Linked DNA regions of Homo sapiens: region 1 is linked to region 2. Evidence: read pairs that join two places in POLR2A ChIA-PET (ENCODE). Cell type or tissue: Caco-2. All regions are shown on one strand.

Region 1 (8,000 bases), 110 kb after region 2:
TTACTCTCCTTGAGCGATTTTATTTATCCACAAACCTCAACTATTATCTCTATTTTCAAGTGCACTTCTCTAGACCTAACCCATCTCTTTGGCATCAAGAATTTGTTTTCTCCAACCAATTCTGCTCCTTCTGCTTTCTCTCTTCAAGTTAATTACATATTATTCATCAAGTCACTTTGGATAGAAATCTTTAGGAAAATTTGCATTACCTTTTTATGTAAAGAAAGCTCAACAGTGTACATTTAATCCAATTGGTGGCAAGTTCTTTAGCCTTTGCCTTTTTGAGCTTGGCAATGCGAGTCACAGACTTGGGACCCAGGACATTGCCTCCCCAGTGATGGCAGATCTCATCGTATCTGTCATTGTAATTGATCCTGATAGCTTCCACCAGCTTAGACAAACCTCCTTTGTCTTCCAAGTTAACCTGTGTGAAGGCAACCAGTGGTGCAGGTCTTTCTGTGGAGTAGACATCCCACTCTTGACTTCCCCTTGATAATGCAGTAAGGGACCCCCATTTTACGACACAGGGCAGGTAGGAAGACAACCAGCTTGATGGGATCCATGTCATATGCAATCACCACTAGCTGAGTCTTCGTGTTCTCCACCAAGGTGGTGAAGTGCTGACTCCTGCTTGAAAGACAGGTGGTCTCTTACTGGGGACATCCCCTTTGCTGGCAGCTTTCTTCTCAGCCTGGGCCAATAGCCTCTGCTTCTTTCTCTTGCTTTGCCTCTGATCTGTACTTGTGGGCCAGCTTAAGTAGCTGAGTAGCTGTTTGGCAGCGCAAGGCCTGGATGAACTGGTTAATCGCAGGAGGCATTTTCAGCTGCATATAGAGGATGGCTCTCTGCTGCTGCAACCTGATATAGCAGGGCCATTTCACAAAGCAGGTGAGGTCTCTTTTGGGCTGGGTGTCCTGTCCAATGCCAAAATTCTTAGGCCTTTTCTTAAATAGCGGATTCACCACTTTCTTGGCTCTGCTTCTTGACGACAGCAGGGGCCAGAGCCAACTTCTTCCCCTTGCCCTTCTTTCCTTTCGGCATCTTGGGTGGCGGGAGGAGAAGAAATCTTATTTTTGACTCTTCCTTCTCTAATTAACAATACCTCAGTTCCAATCCTTTAAGTTTAGTCTCCAAAACAAGGTCTTTTACAAACTGAATTTCCATTAACAGAAAAATGGATAAATAAATCAAGTGTATTCACACAATATAATATTTGCTATAGAGTAGTAAAAAAGATCTAGAGCAAGGTTTGTCAGCCATGACACTACTAACATTTTAGCCTGGTTAATTCTGTTATGAGGCTGTCCAGTGCGTTTTAAGTGTTTAGCAACATCCCTGATCTCTACATGTTAGGTGATATTAACACTAACCCCAGTTGTGACAACAAAGATGTCTCCATATAATGCCAAATATCCCCCAGCGGGCAAACTTGCCCCTAGTTGAGAACCACTAAGCTAGAGCCTCATGATTCAACACATGTAAACTTCAAACAATTTTACATAAATAAGAGAATTACAGTATGAATTATTCATATGAAGGTAAAAAAATGCACAAATTGATAAAATAGAATGTTTGTATCATTCCCACTGGGAATGTCACAGGACTGATAATGAAGTTTCTAATCAAACTATGCTAATCAGTAGCATACTACCCAGTTTAAAAGGTACAATTACTTCTACTTTACTCCACACTATTTCTTGTTTGCTACAATCTTCTCTTTTTCTTAATGAAGTACGTAAGAAATCAAAACTATTGGGGATTCAAATAAATTAGTCTTCTATATGCACAGTTGGCTATGGTTATAATATTAGATATACTCTAAATATTTCATTTCAGATACAAATTATGTTAAAATCATTATGGGTTTATTTAATCATAGAATAAAAGTATTAAAGGAAAGTTGTTTTTTAATAAGAATATACTGTGATTGCTGCATTTTTTTTTTTTTAAGAGATAGAGTCTTGCTTCCACCTCCGCCTCCCAAGTAGCTGGGGCTATAGGTGCACGCCACCCATGTCCACCAGCTCTGTTGCTAATGCTTTCATTGCTAGTTTGATATGAATTTCATCAAGTTCCTTAAGTGTAATGAGCAACATACATTGTTTTCAAATCATTCCCACTGGTCTTTCTTGGATTTGCTTGTAATACAAGTTTGCTGTATAAATAATAAAGATTACATTTGAAATTGTAGTAATTTCTGGACTATTTGTTATCTAGAACATTCTGGACAAATATTCAATATGTAAGGGCAGTATAGACCTTCCTGAGGATAAAGTTTTGAAGAACACTCACCTGGGAATAGGAATTCACATTAATATATAATTTACAGCAAGGACCCCAGGTCACTTCCTAGACTTGAGGGTAGAGGAGCTAATGCCTAAATTTCACTCCTCTTTAGGTGACTCTACTAACTGATGAAATGGCTATAACAGAAGCGACTGATCGATGTGCTACTTAAAAACAGCTAGAGGCTGGGTGTGGTGGCTGTCTGTAATCCTAGCACTTTGGGAGGCCGAGGTGGGAAGATCACTTGAGGTCAGGCATTTGAGACTGGCCTGGGCAACATAGTGATAGCTAGTCTGTATAAGAAACAAAAAAATTAGCTGGGCGTGGTGGCATGAATGCAGTGGGGCAATCATAGCTCACTGCAGCCTCAAACTCCTGGGCTCAAGTAATCCTCCTGCCTCAGTCTCCCTAGTGGCTGGGACCGCAGACATGTGCCATCATGCCCAGCTAATTTTTCAAAAATTTTTTATAGAGACAAGGATCTTGCTGTGCTGCCCAGGCTGGTCTCAAACTCCTGGCATCAAGCAATCCTCCTGCCTTGGTCTCTGAAAGTGCTGGGATTACAGGCATGAGCCACTATGCCTGGCCAACTTAAAGATACTGATTTGTTAAAATGATAATCTTTTTTTTCTTTTTTTTTTTTTTGAGACAGAGTCTCACTCTATTGCCCAGACTGGAGTGTAATGGCGCAATCTCAGCCCACTGCAACCTCTGCCACCTGGGTTCACGTGATTCTCCTGCCTCAGCCTCCTGAGTAGCTGGAATTATAGGCACTTGCCACCAAGCCCAGCTAATTTTTGTGTTTTTAGTAGATATGGGGTTTCACCATGTTGGTCAGGCTGATCTTGAACTCCTGCCCTCAGGTGATCCACCCGCCTCGGCTTCCCAAAGTGCTCAGATTACAAGCATGAGCCACCGAGCCCAGCCTGATAATCTTTTCTTAAATAAAATATATTTAAAACATTTTAAAGATACTCTGAAAATGCTACCTTTGATTTAAGAGGCCAAAAGGCATGTAATTTAACACACAATAACATCAAGTGTTACTGAACGCATAGGCAACAGCTGAAATACTCCCAATTACATGTTCATGTCACAGTAATTTTATGTGATAGAGAACAAAATCAAGAGAAAAAATGTTTTATCATAGTTGGAAAAAAGACAATTTAACATGCAAGAGTACATTTTAACATAATTATATTTGAGTAAACTTTATAAGACTTAAGAGAAATTAAATATTTTTCTAAATTCCAAAGACACAAAGATGAAAAATTTGCTACAAGTTACATAGGAGTTTTGGTCACCATTTTCAAATATTATCAACTTAACTTCTTTCCTCTAAAACAATAAAAACCTCAACTTACAAATTCCTTTTTCTGTAATTTCTGAAATGTTCTCATTACTAACAGGGTCTCATATTTCAGACATTATTTGTTGGCTTCTAACCACACATCTAAAGATTCATACTTACAAAGTCCTCCTCTTCAAACTGCAACTTTTCCACCTTGTCTTCTTTCTTTTCTTCCCTAATCTCCATAGGTGGCTTTTCCTGAAAAGCACACCCTTTCCGGGAGTGGAAGCTGCCATTCCAATGGCGATGGTTCCCTGTGCCACCTCCACTACGTTGGCTCATGCCATCATGACCTCGGGAAGAGCTATGCCAACCAGATGGGTTCCCTGTGATTCCAGCATATGCTCCCTTAGAGACACCAGAGTCCACAGAATCATGGCGGAACAGGGAGGGCTGGTGCCAAGAATCTAGAATAGTAAAGAAAAGGACTAATTAGATTGTTTGCTTCCTGATTTGGTTTACGGTATTGGCCAAAGGCCTTCAGGAGACCTCGTTAATAAAAAGTCCACACAAAAAAAATAAAAAAATGTATCTTTTCTTTGTGAGGTAATTTCTGAAATCAGTTCAACTGAACAGATGATTCATGAGAATCATAATCATAGTTAGACCTAGAAAGCCAATGTAGTTGCGTAATGACTACTAGAGAATCTAAATGAAAACTATGTTCAGAAAAGATCCTATTTCAAGATTACAGACATGTACCCACAGCCTGGGCTTGTCCTAAATGAGTAGCTTAAATATAGTCATGAAAGTTGGACATGGCTCACCTCCTGCAGTTCGTAGGGGACCATTGTTAAAAAAACCATCAGAGGAATTATGTCGACGGCGGCTTACTCCAAATCTACCTTCTCCTCTGGGTAGGTGCTCTCCGTGTTTTTCGAAGGTGGCAGTAGGTGACTAAGATGATGAAGTATGGAGAGGCAAATGGATAAATAGCTATTAGTCCTTTTCAATATCTTAATAGGCTTTGCATCAGGCCTTCAAAAAACAAGTAATAATGGTGATAGAAACTCATATTGTAAGCATATGGACCCTAAGGGTACCCACAGGTGCCTAATTTAGAGAAGTCCTAGGTTATATATTCAATTGCTAATTCACTTCCTTTATTCCAGGAGAGGAGAAAAGCTAGCCACTTCAATTGTTTGCATGAAAGGAGGCGGAGGGGAAAAAAGCCTTGCAAATATTCATAAATATAAGCTCCAAAACTTTACACTTAAAAATATTTACCTTGTAGGAGAGGAAAATCAAGATGATTGCCTCAAAAATAATTCTAAAGTTTTAGTATTTCTGGAATAAGGGTGAAGGCAACGGTTGAAATATCACCTTGGGAGGTCAGTAGTAATTACAGAACTTTTAAAAAAAAAAAAGAGATGAAGTCTCACGGTCGCCCAGGCTGGAGTGCAGTGGCACAATCAAAGCTCACTACAGCTGCTTACCCTTGAGCTTAAAGGATCCTCCTGCCTCGGCCTATGGAGTAGCTAGAACTATTGGCCCATGCCACTAAGACTGGCTAATTTTCTAAATTTTTTGTAGAGATGGGGGTCTCACTATGTTGCCCAGGCTGATCTCTCAGTCCTGGCCTCAAGCAATCCTCCTGCCTTGGCCTCTCAAAGCTCTGGGATTACAGGTATAAGCCACAGCTCCCAACTACTAGAGTTTTTACAGTTTTATAAAACATTTATTTCCAGATATAATACCTGTAACAATACTAAACTTTTGGCATCATACCCATTTTACTCATTTACACATAATGAAAGAGGTCAGAGAGAAAAAATAAGTCTTTGAGGTAACAAAACTGGAAGGAAGCAGTTTGAGAAACATTATTATAGATGAACTCTAATATCCCTTCCTATTTCAAAGAATTTTATTCTATGACATTCTTAAATGATAGAGACCAAAGTCCACAAAGCCATGAAAATATGGGTATGTTTGACAAGGAAAACCGTAAATCGGGGCATGTTTACATTTATTTTTCTTACTATCAACATCCTTGCCAATATTTTACCCATTCGAGTGGGTAAAAAGATTTTCTCCTGTTTTCTCTTAAAAGTTTTATGGTTTTAGCTTTTTAACTTATGTTCCATTTCAGGTTAATCTTTTTGTGTATGAAGCAAAGGCTGAGGTTCTTTACTCCGCCCCCATGTAGATAGAAGCTAGTTCTTCTAGCTCAAAAACACAACACTATCACTTCCCCATTGAATTACCTTTGTACTTTAGTCAAAAATCAACAAAATACATACATAAGCCTTTTTTTTTTTTTTTTAAGAGCCAGGGTCTCAGTCACCCAGGCTGGAGTACAGTAGCCCGATCACAGCTCACTGTAGCCTCAAACTCCTTGGCTCAAGCAATCCTCCTGCCTTAGCCTCCCAAGTAGCTGAGATGACAGGTATTCACCACCACACCTGCCTAGTTTTTGTTGTTGTTTTTTTTTTAAATTTTTCTTGTAGAGACAAGGTCTCACTTTGCTGCCCAAGCTGGTCTCAAACTCCTGGCTTTCAAGCAATCCTTCTGCCTCAGCCTCTCAAAGTGCTGGGATTACAGGCATGAGCCACTGAGCCCAGCCTCTACAGGCCTATTTTTGAACTCTCTATTCTATTCCTTTTATGTCTATCATTATGCCAAAACCACAGGGCTTTGCTTATTATAGTTTCGAAAATGAAAGAATGTCTTCTAATTCTTTTTACTTAAGTTCACGGTGCTAAAACAATTATTCTTCTCTGATAGATCTATATACTTTTCAGGTAGCCCACTAGCTCCAAGCTTTGGGTCAGATTAGGCCAATTATGAGGTCCTGCAAATTTTGTTAAGACAATTTGAAATGATGTTTAGAGCCGGGTGTGGTGGTTCATTGCTGTAATCCCAGCACTTTGGGAGACTGAGGCAGGTACATCGCTTGAGCCCAGGATTTCAAGACCAGCCGGGTAACATGGCAAAACCCTGTCTTCTACAGAAAACTACAAAAAATTAGCTGGGAGTGGTACTGTGCGCCTGTAATCCCAGCTACCTGGGAGGATGAGGTAGGAGGATCGCCTGAGCCAGGGAAGTCAAGGCTGCAGTAAGCCATGATCGCACCACTGCACTCCAGCCTGGGCAACAGAGTAAGACCCCGTCTCAATAAAAAAACAAACAAAAATCCCCAAATGAAGTTTAGCCTGGTACAGTGGCTCATGCCTGTAATCTCAGCACTTTTGGAGGCTGAGGTGACAGGATCGTTTGAGGCCAGTTCTAGACCACCTTGGGCAACATGGTGAGACCCTATCTCTACAAAAAACCCAAAAAAGTTAGCTGGGCATGGTGGTGCTCACCTGTAGTACCAGCTACTCTAGAGACTAGGGCGAGAGGATTGCTTGAGCCCGGGAGTTCAAGGCTGTAATGAATTATGACCATGCCACTGTACTCCAGCCTCGGTGACAGAGACCCTGTCTCAAAAATAAATGAGTAAAATAAAATTGAAACAAAATGAAGTTTAGAGCAAAAGATCATGGGTCTAGATGAGACCAGAAGCACCTTCCCAAAAGTCCACATTTTAAAATAGGAAAGGTAGGCCTTTATTTTTGGGAATGCCTACCAATTTCATCCTTCCTCTATTCGCTGGCAAAATGGGAAGCACTTTTAAGTTTACTAGCTTCCCAAACGTTTTATCAATAACTCAGGCTGATTCTTTTGTGTACTGTGACTAGGTCTGCTTTAATCTATATAAACTGGTAATTCCATTTGTGTTTACCCTTAATACAACACACATCCCCCCTGAAACTATTAAGTAGGTTAATGCCTCTAAAACAGTTTCTAGGATTTAATCTGAGATCCATGTAGTAGTTGAACAATCACTGCCTCTACCTTTTCCTCCTCTTCATCTATCGCCATAAACAAATGTGTGTTCACTCCAAAGGTCTGTTTACCCAAGTGCCATTCCCCTTTTACTTCTGCCCCTTTGACCTCCACAATAGGTTAGCAAGTACGTTTAATCTCCAAAGTGTGCTGCAGCTAATACAACACTTAACTGTGTCATGTAATGAGAAAAGCCTTAGGATATAATGAAAAAAGTGAGATACTTAAAAAAAGAAAAAAAGAAACATAAAAAAGTGAGATACTTGGCAGTAATAAGGTAGACATTCATGTGGACTGCCTAATTACTTACATCCTTCTAACAGAAAGCTATTAAGTCTATGAAAATGTTTTTGAAATCCTCACACGAGGTTGAATATATTAAAAAACATCAAGACTGGGCTGAGTGCAGTGGCTCACGCCTGTAATCCCAGCACTTTGGGAAGTCCAGGTAGGCGGATCACTTGAGCTTAGGAGTTGAAAACCAGCCTGGGCAACATGGTGAAATTCCATCTCTATAAAACAACAACAACAAAAA
Region 2 (8,000 bases):
GCCTCAGCCTCGGAGTAGCTGGGACTACAGGTGTGCGCCACCACACACAGCTAATTATTGTATTTTTAGTAGAGACAGTGTTTCACCATGTTGGCCAGGATGGTCTCAATCTCCTGACCTCGTGATCCACCCACCTTGGCCTCCCAAAGTGCTAGGATTACAGGCATGAGCCACCGCACCCGGCCTTTTTTATTTTATAAAGACAGAGTCTTGCTCTTGTCACCCAGGTTGGAGTGCAATGGTGTGATTTTGGCTCACTGCAACCTCTGCCTCCTGGGTTCAAGTGATTCTCCTGCCTCAGCCTCCCGAGTAGCTGGGACTACAGACACCCACCACCACACCCAGCTAATTTTTGTATTTTTAGTAGAGACAGCATTTTACCATATTGACCAGGCTGGTCTCGAACTCCTGACCTCAGGTGATCCACCTGCCTTGGCCTCCCAAAGTGCTGGGATTACAGGTGTGAGCCACCGCACCTGGCCCTTTTTGTTTTTTTCAGTCTGAATCTTTTTCATTCAGCCTGCTGCCCAGGCTGGAGTGCAGTGGCGTGATCTCAATTCACTGCAACCTCCACCTCCCGGGTTCAAGCAACTCTCCTGCCTTAGCTCCCTGAGTAGCTGGGACTATGGGCGTGCACCACCAAGCCCGGCTAGTTTTTGTATTTTCTGTAGAAACGGGGTTTCGCCATGTTGGTCAGACTGGTCTCGAACTCCTGACCTCAAGTGACCCACCCGCCTCAGCCTCCCAAAGTGCTGGGATTACAGGAATAAGCCACCATGCTCGGCCATATTTGGTGATCTTATTTTTGAGTGTCATGACGATGCAAAGAGGACATGTTGGAGCCAGGAGACTGATGGAATCCTGCCCTCACCCAATTTATTGGTATCTGTCATAAGTGTACAAGTCCCATATTCATGTCAGCAGAGAAAGTGCTGAACAGGGCCGGGCGCGGTGGCTCACGCCTATGATCCCAGCACTTTGGGAGGCCGAGGCGGGCGGATCACAAGGTCAGGAAATCAAGACCATCCTGCTAACATGGTGAAACCCCGTCTCTACTAAAAAATACAAAAAATTAGCCGGGCGTCGTGGCGGGCGCCTGTAGTCCCAGCTACTCGGGAGGCTGAGGCAGGAGAATGGCGTGAACCGGAGAGGCGGAGCTTGCAGTGAGCCCAGATCACGCCACTGCACTCCAGCCTGGGCGACAGAGCGAGACTCCGCCTCAAAAAAAAAAAAGAAAAGAAAAGAAAAGAAAAGAAAAGAAAGTGCTGAACAGATATTTGCTGAATTAATCAGTCTCAATTTCCCCATTTTCAAAGATCTTAGTACCTGCTTCCTTCTACCATATGTTAGCAAGAAGATTAAATATAAAATTAATATACTTATTACTATTTTCTGAGTTTGTTGGAAGCAGAGAGTGTGGTAAGTCAGCCTCCTCTAAAACGGAGCCAAACACAGCCACTTTGGATGGTGGCGTGGAACTGCTGACAGGAGTGAGCTTTACTTATGGAGAACTAATCTAAGCCTGAGAATTGCACTGTAACTTCTATCCTTCTCCTTCCTGGAGGGGGAGGGGGGGAAATACAGGCATTTTTCTTTTTCTTTTTCTTTTGAGATGGAATCTTGCTCTGTTGCCCAGACTGGAGTGTGGTAGTGCAATCTCGGCTCACTGCAACCTCCGCCTCCTGGTTTCAAGCAATTCTCTTGCCTCAGCCTCCTGAGTAGCTGGGATTACAGGCACCTGCCACCACACCCGGCTAATTTTTTTTTTTTTTGAGACGGAGTCTCGCTCTGTCGCCCAGACTGGAGTGCAGTGGCACGATCTCGGCTCACTGCAAGCTCCGCCCCCTGGGTTCATGCCATTCTCCTGCCTCAGCTTCCCAAGTAGCTAGGAATACAGGTGCCCGCCACTATGACCGGCTAATTTTTTGTATATTTAGTAGAGATGGGATTTCACCGTGTTAGCCAGGATGGTCTCGAACTCCTGACCTCATCATCCGCCTGCCTCGGCCTTCCAAAGTGCTGGGATTACAGGCATGAGCCACCACATCTGGCCCCAGAGTAGCTTTTTTTTTTTTGAGACGGAGTTTTGCTCTTGTTGCCCAGACTGGAGTGCGGTGGCATGATCTCGGCTCACCGTAACCTCTGCCTCCCGGGTTCAAGCGATTCTCCTGCCTCAGGCTCCCGAGTAGCTGGGATTACAGGCATGCACCACCATGCCCAGCTAATTTTGTATTTTTAGTAGAGATGGGGTTTCTTCATGTTGGTCAGGCTGGTCTTGAACTCCCCACCTCAGGTGATCCACCTGCCTCAGCCTTCCAAAGTGCTGGGATTACAGTTGTGAGCCACTGTGCCCAGCCCAGAGTAGTAATTTTTGTTTGTTTGTTTTTTGAGATGGAGTCTTGCTTTGTTGCCAGGCTGGAGTGCAGTGGTGTGATCTTGGCTCACTGCAACCTCTACCTCCCAGGTTCAAGTAGCTGGGAATACAGGTGCGTGCCACCACGGCCAGCTAATTTTTTGTATTTTTCAGTAGAGATGGGGTTTTACCGTGTAAGCCAGGATGGTCTGGATCTCCTGACCTTGTGATCCACCCGTCTCGGCCTCCCCAAGTGCTGGGATTACAGGCGTGAGCCACCACACCCAGCCCAGAGTAGCTATTTTTTAAGTGTGTAAGAATTGGGCCCCTACTGCCTTAGGTGGGACAAACCAGTGTGGGGATTTTCACTGGAGATGTTTTTGATCAGTGCTATAAACTGGATTTGCTGCTTCAATCTCAAGGGGGTTTTCAGACAGGGTCTGGCCAGGGAACTCCAGAGTTCTAATTAACTTCTAATTGGCCATTTAAATAATAATATCTCGGTCTGTCCAATGCTCAGAGATCCTGAAGGATTTTATCTAATGAAGAAGGTATTTTGCTTCTTACTAGTGTCCCAGGCTTATGTGGAGCTTAATTAATGTTCATTGAGTGCCATTTGCTTCTGGTGACCCTGAAATCCTGTTGCCTCTCCGAAATAGACTCAAATATCTTGTCTCCAACTGGACAAGAACACAGTCAAGCCAAGTAGCTTGGCTATAATTGGTCTATGACTAACATGGCAGCCTTATATCAAAGGCTTATTGCTAGAATCCCTAGAAAAAGAAATGAGGTAAAAGTACAGCAGGCGCCATGTCTGGCCACAAAGACGGCAAGAAGCCCCTGAAACAGCACAAGGAGCAGGCCGAGGAGATGAATGACTAAGATGACGCTTTTAAGCAGAAACAAAAAGAGAAGCAGGCCAGGCCAGGCATGGTTGCTCATGGTTGTAGTCCCAGCACTTTGGGAGGCTGAGGCTAGAAGATCACTTGAGTCCAGGAGTTCGAGACTAGCCTGGCCAAAATGGCAAAACCCTGTCTCTACCAAAAATTTTAAAAATTAGCCAAGTGTGCTGGTGTACACCTGTAGTCCCAGGACACCTATAGTCAGGAGGCTGAGGTGGGAGTATCACTTGAGCCCAGGAGATCAAGGCTGCAATGAACCATGATCACACCATTGTGAGATCCATGATCTAGCCTGGGTGACAGAGTGAGATCCTGTCTCAAAAAAAAAAAAAAAAAAAAGGGAAGCAAAAAACCAAACCAAAACAAAACAAAAGATAACATAAAAACAAAACAAAAGGAAGCAAAAAGCCAGGCATGGTGGCTCACATCTGTAATCCCAGCACTTTGGAAAGCCAAGGCAAGCAGATCACCTGAGGTCAGCAGTTCGAGACCAGCCAGACCAACATGGAGAAACCCTGTTTATACTAAAAAAAAATATATATATATATATACAAATACAAAAATTAGCCAGGCGTGGTGGTGCATGCCTGTAATCCTAGCTATTCTGGAGGCTGAGGCAGGAGAATCGCTTGAACCCGAGGGGCAGAGGTTGTGGTGAGCCAAGATCGCACTATTGCACTCCAGCCTGGGCAACAAGAGCAAAACTCCGTCTCAAAAAGAAAAAAAAAAAAAAAGGAAGCAAAAGAAACTCAAGAGCTAAAAAATGGAGGTCTCAGGGACGGGCCTGGCTGAGGTGGGAAGATCACTTGAGGCGGGAAGTTCAAGACCAGCCTGGGCAACATAGAGAGACACTGTCTCTACAAAAAAGTGAAAAAATTAGCAACGCATAGTGGTGCGTGCCTATAGCCCTAGTTACTCAGAAGACTGAGGTAAGAGGATCCCTTGAGGCCTGGAGTTTGAGATTACATTGAGCTATGATTATACCACTGCACTCCAGCCTGCACAATAGAGCAAGAATAAACTTTTGGCTGGGCATTGTAGCTCATGCCTGTAATCCCAGCACTTTGGGAGGCTGAGGTGAGTAGATCATGAGGTCAGGAGTTCAAGACCAGCCTGATCAATATGGTGAAACCCCGTCTCTAATAAAAATACAAAAAAAATTAGCTGAGCCTTGTGTCAGGCACCTGTAATCCCAGCTACTCAGGAGGCTGAGGTAGGAGAATTGCTTGAACCTGGGAGGCAGAGTTTGCAGTGAGCCAAGATCGCGCCATTGCACTCTGGGTGTGCAAAGGAGAGTCTCTGGAGCAAGACTCCGGAGCAAGACTCCATGTTAAAAAAAAAAAAAAAAAAAAGAATAAACCTTTAAAGAAAAAAAAGAAAAATCATACAGTGGCTTATCATCTCCCAGCCCAGAATCCTACCAGAGTTGGCCCTTTGGTCTTTGTTCTACTCTAAATTATGTATCACCTGGAATTAAACCAACTGATTTAAAAAAAGAAGAAGAAAAAAAGAAAGGAAATCAGGTTCTTAAAGCCCAGCACTAGTAGAGCTCAGACAAGTTACCTTTTTATCCTAATGAAGTAGGAAGGGCACCACTATGTACCTAGCACCCAGGAATGTTTAACCTTTACTCACGTTCTGCCTGGAGAAGGAAGCCAGGCTGCAATGCAGGGATCTGGCTCCTGAACTCTGTCAAGGCTGAGGCAGGGCTGGATAAGAAATCTCTACCCCCATGTCAGGCTTGTGACCAGCCTCCTCCCTCATCTTGCACAACCTTGATCCAGGGGCAGGAACTGATACACTGGCCTTTGGAAGCCGTAGGACTTTGAACTTCGTTGAACTTCGGAGCTGAAGGGCTGAACAGAGCTGGTGCCAAACCCACTTTTAGTAACCCCATAGTTTTTTTTTCCCCCCACTTAACAACATATCAAAGACATTTTTTCCACAACAATACTTACATATTTACTTTATCCTTGTTGTGTCTGTATTTATCACATGGATGCACAACAATTTATTTTGGATATTCCCTTCCTACAAATATTTACGTAATATGTTTTAATTTTTTTATATTAAAAATATATTTTAAAAATAGAGACAGGGTCTCGCTATGTTGCCCGGGCTGGTCTCAAACTGCTGGCCCCAAGCAATCCTCCAATCTTGGCCTCCCAAAGTGCTGGGATTACAGGCGTGAGCCACCACGCTCAGCTGATTTGGGTAATCTAAACAACACAGTAAACAGCCTTGTCCCTTTTCTATTATTTCCTAAAACTAAGTTCCTTACAATTGCTGAATCAGAAGGGATGGACATTTAACATTTTCATATATATTATCAAATTGCCTTATATATATGTTTTCTTTTTCTTTCTCCTACTTGTATTTTGAAGTATATATATTTAAATTTGTAATACTTTTTTTTTTTTTTTTTTTTTTTTTTTAGAGACAGGGTCTTGCTTTGTCATCCAGGCTGGAGTGCAGTGGCACAATCATAGCTAACTGTAACCTCAAACTCCTGGGCTTCAGTGATCCTCCCACCTCAGCCTCCATTGTAGCTAGGACTACAGGTGCACAACACCTCTATTTTTGTAGAGACAGGGTCTCAGTATGCTGCCCTGGCCTCATGTGATCCTCCCACCCAGCCTATGCTCCCTTCTTATCAAACCACATGTAGTTCCTGGAATGTAACATCCTGCTTCATTCCTCCACAACTTGGCACATATCAATTCCTCTGCTCAGACTACCATTCTCCAGCTTCCTTTAACTCCCTTCCCAACAACAGTCTATTTTTCCAAAAAACTCCTGGCACATGGTAGATATCATTAAATATTGGTCAGTCGAATGAATAAATCAATCACTTCTACCCACTTTTAGCACAGAGCAGCCTCTGTGGGTGACATGTGCAACAGAAGACCGTAAAATTAGGAAATGCAGTTGACAGGGGAAATCCGCACCGCCATATGACAGGCTGTCTGCTTCCGTCAGCGGTTATTCCCTTGCCTGCCTGCCCTAGCCCACACCACTTCCTCCTCTTCCCCCCACCCCCGACTTTCCAGTCCCAGTCCATTGGTTTCAGTTGGCTGCAGCCTCCTTTCCACCACTTCACTGCAGCATTGATCTTTGTAACTGCCATAATAGAACTGATTCCTACCCTGATATAACTATAGCTTCTATGCCAACAGCTGTAGCTCTACATAATCATGTGTGTGCATGTACAGGTGTAAGTGTGCTTGCATGGGTGCATGAGTGTATATGTGCGCATGCATGAGAGAGAAAGAGACTGCAACCCTGTGCAGAGTCCTCCTCCTCTATTCTGGAGTTCTGTCTCTGTCAGGGATGGGTGGCAGTTTGTAGTAGTTTCACTTGAAGGGGTAGGAGAAGAGGGAACAGTTTTCCTATTTCAACCTAGCTTGCAGCAGCCTATTTTGAATATAAATAATAATCATTACCACTCATTAAATCTCTATGTACCACCAGGCACTTTACATCCATTGTTTCATTTAATCCCCAAACAACTCAAAAAAGTAAGCATGGCCAGCTTGGTGGCTCATGCCTATAACTGCAGCACTTTTGGGAGGCCAAGGTGGGAGGATCGCTTGAGCCCAGGAGTTTGAGATCACCTGGGCAAATATAGTAAGACCTCGTCTCTACAAAAAATAAACAAAATTAGCTGAGCACGGTGGTGGACAGTTGTAGTCCCAGCTACTTGGGAGGCTGAGGTGGGAGGATTGTTTGAGCCTGGGAAGTCAACACTGCAGTGAGCCGTGATCATGCCACTGCACTCTAGCCTAGATGATAGAGTAAGACTCTGTCTCAAAAAATAAATAACATATATTTAAGAAATTAAGAATTTTGCTTTGGTGCATAATCAGGAAAAAAGCAATAAATGGTTCTGAGGACCAAGTCACTCTGGTGGGATTGGGGATTGGAGCTCAGATCCCAAAAGATGAGGTAGCTGACTGCATAATGCAGTCCCCAGGGCCTGGTGCCAGCCTTGCTGGCTCTCAGCAGCCACTTGAATGGGACCACAGGATTTGAGGGGCCTGAGAGGGAGAATAATGCCTCAGTGCACAGGCCCAGGGCCATTTCCAGTAGCTACCTGTGTAGGGACTTTCACTACTTGGGGGAAATGAGTCAGGTCTTGTGAAGTTGGTTTCAGAGCTGGCCAGAGTTTAGGAATGATTCGGCCCTAATAGGGGATTAGAAGGAACTTAAATATGTTCCTTAAATGTGCGCTCATTACAATGTCACTAGAAGGTCCACGCATAAAGTCAAGATCTTGTTCAGGCCCCCTTATCGCCCTGCTTCGTATATGGGTCCTCTGGGAACCTGAACTCTGTTCTTCATTCTCATTCAGACAGCCTAGCCTACAGTAAGCAGGAAGTGCCAGCAAATAAGTCACTGGGGTAGCTCCGGGACAAACTCAGAGACTTGGACAGCAGGCATTTATTTCTTCATCTCTTCTACCTGGCCACATTCCTCTTAGGGTCTAGAAACCCCTGCCAAATGCTAAAACGTTCAGTGAGGGGTGCTGAGAACTTAACCTTTCCCTCCCTCCTGCCTAGTTGTCCAGAAAGGGATGCTCCCTTCTCCTTCCTAGACAGCCATTCTCACTTTCTAGCTCTTCATCTGTTTCAGCCTCCTCTGTCGCCACACAAGGCCAACCCTGCACACACACATAGGTATGCATTCTGCCTGTTCTACATTAGCCCCTCTGGACTGTGAACCTTGAAGGCAGAGAACAAGGCTGG

The links. ChIA-PET counts read pairs that join two places held together with the same protein. Peaks named below come from ENCODE experiments on the same cell type or tissue, not always from the same donor. Only the 100,000 strongest peaks of a DNase experiment are listed, where the experiment ranks them.
Region 1: POLR2A ChIA-PET joins it to region 2 with 7 read pairs; 3 of 35 experiments call an interaction of 5 or more read pairs at or near these places.

What each region holds. Positions count from the first base shown.
Region 1 is chr1:45,650,786-45,658,785 of GRCh38, forward strand. GPBP1L1 (GC-rich promoter binding protein 1 like 1) reads right to left here. Exons shown (of 13, transcript NM_021639.5): 5 at 4,405-4,534; 6 at 3,758-4,044. It also overlaps the pseudogene RPL7AP16. Among named protein-coding and RNA genes, the nearest start is that of CCDC17, 31 kb to the left of the region's middle. In Caco-2, no CTCF peak of the experiment used is centred here; no DNase peak of the experiment used is centred here.
Region 2 is chr1:45,537,787-45,545,786 of GRCh38, forward strand. No RefSeq gene overlaps it. Among named protein-coding and RNA genes, the nearest start is that of AKR1A1, 9.0 kb to the right of the region's middle. RefSeq lists enhancers at 484-984, 985-1,485, 5,905-6,054, 6,075-6,124, 7,921-8,000 and a silencer at 7,181-7,230. In Caco-2, no CTCF peak of the experiment used is centred here; DNase peaks (open chromatin) are centred at 4,995 and 7,953.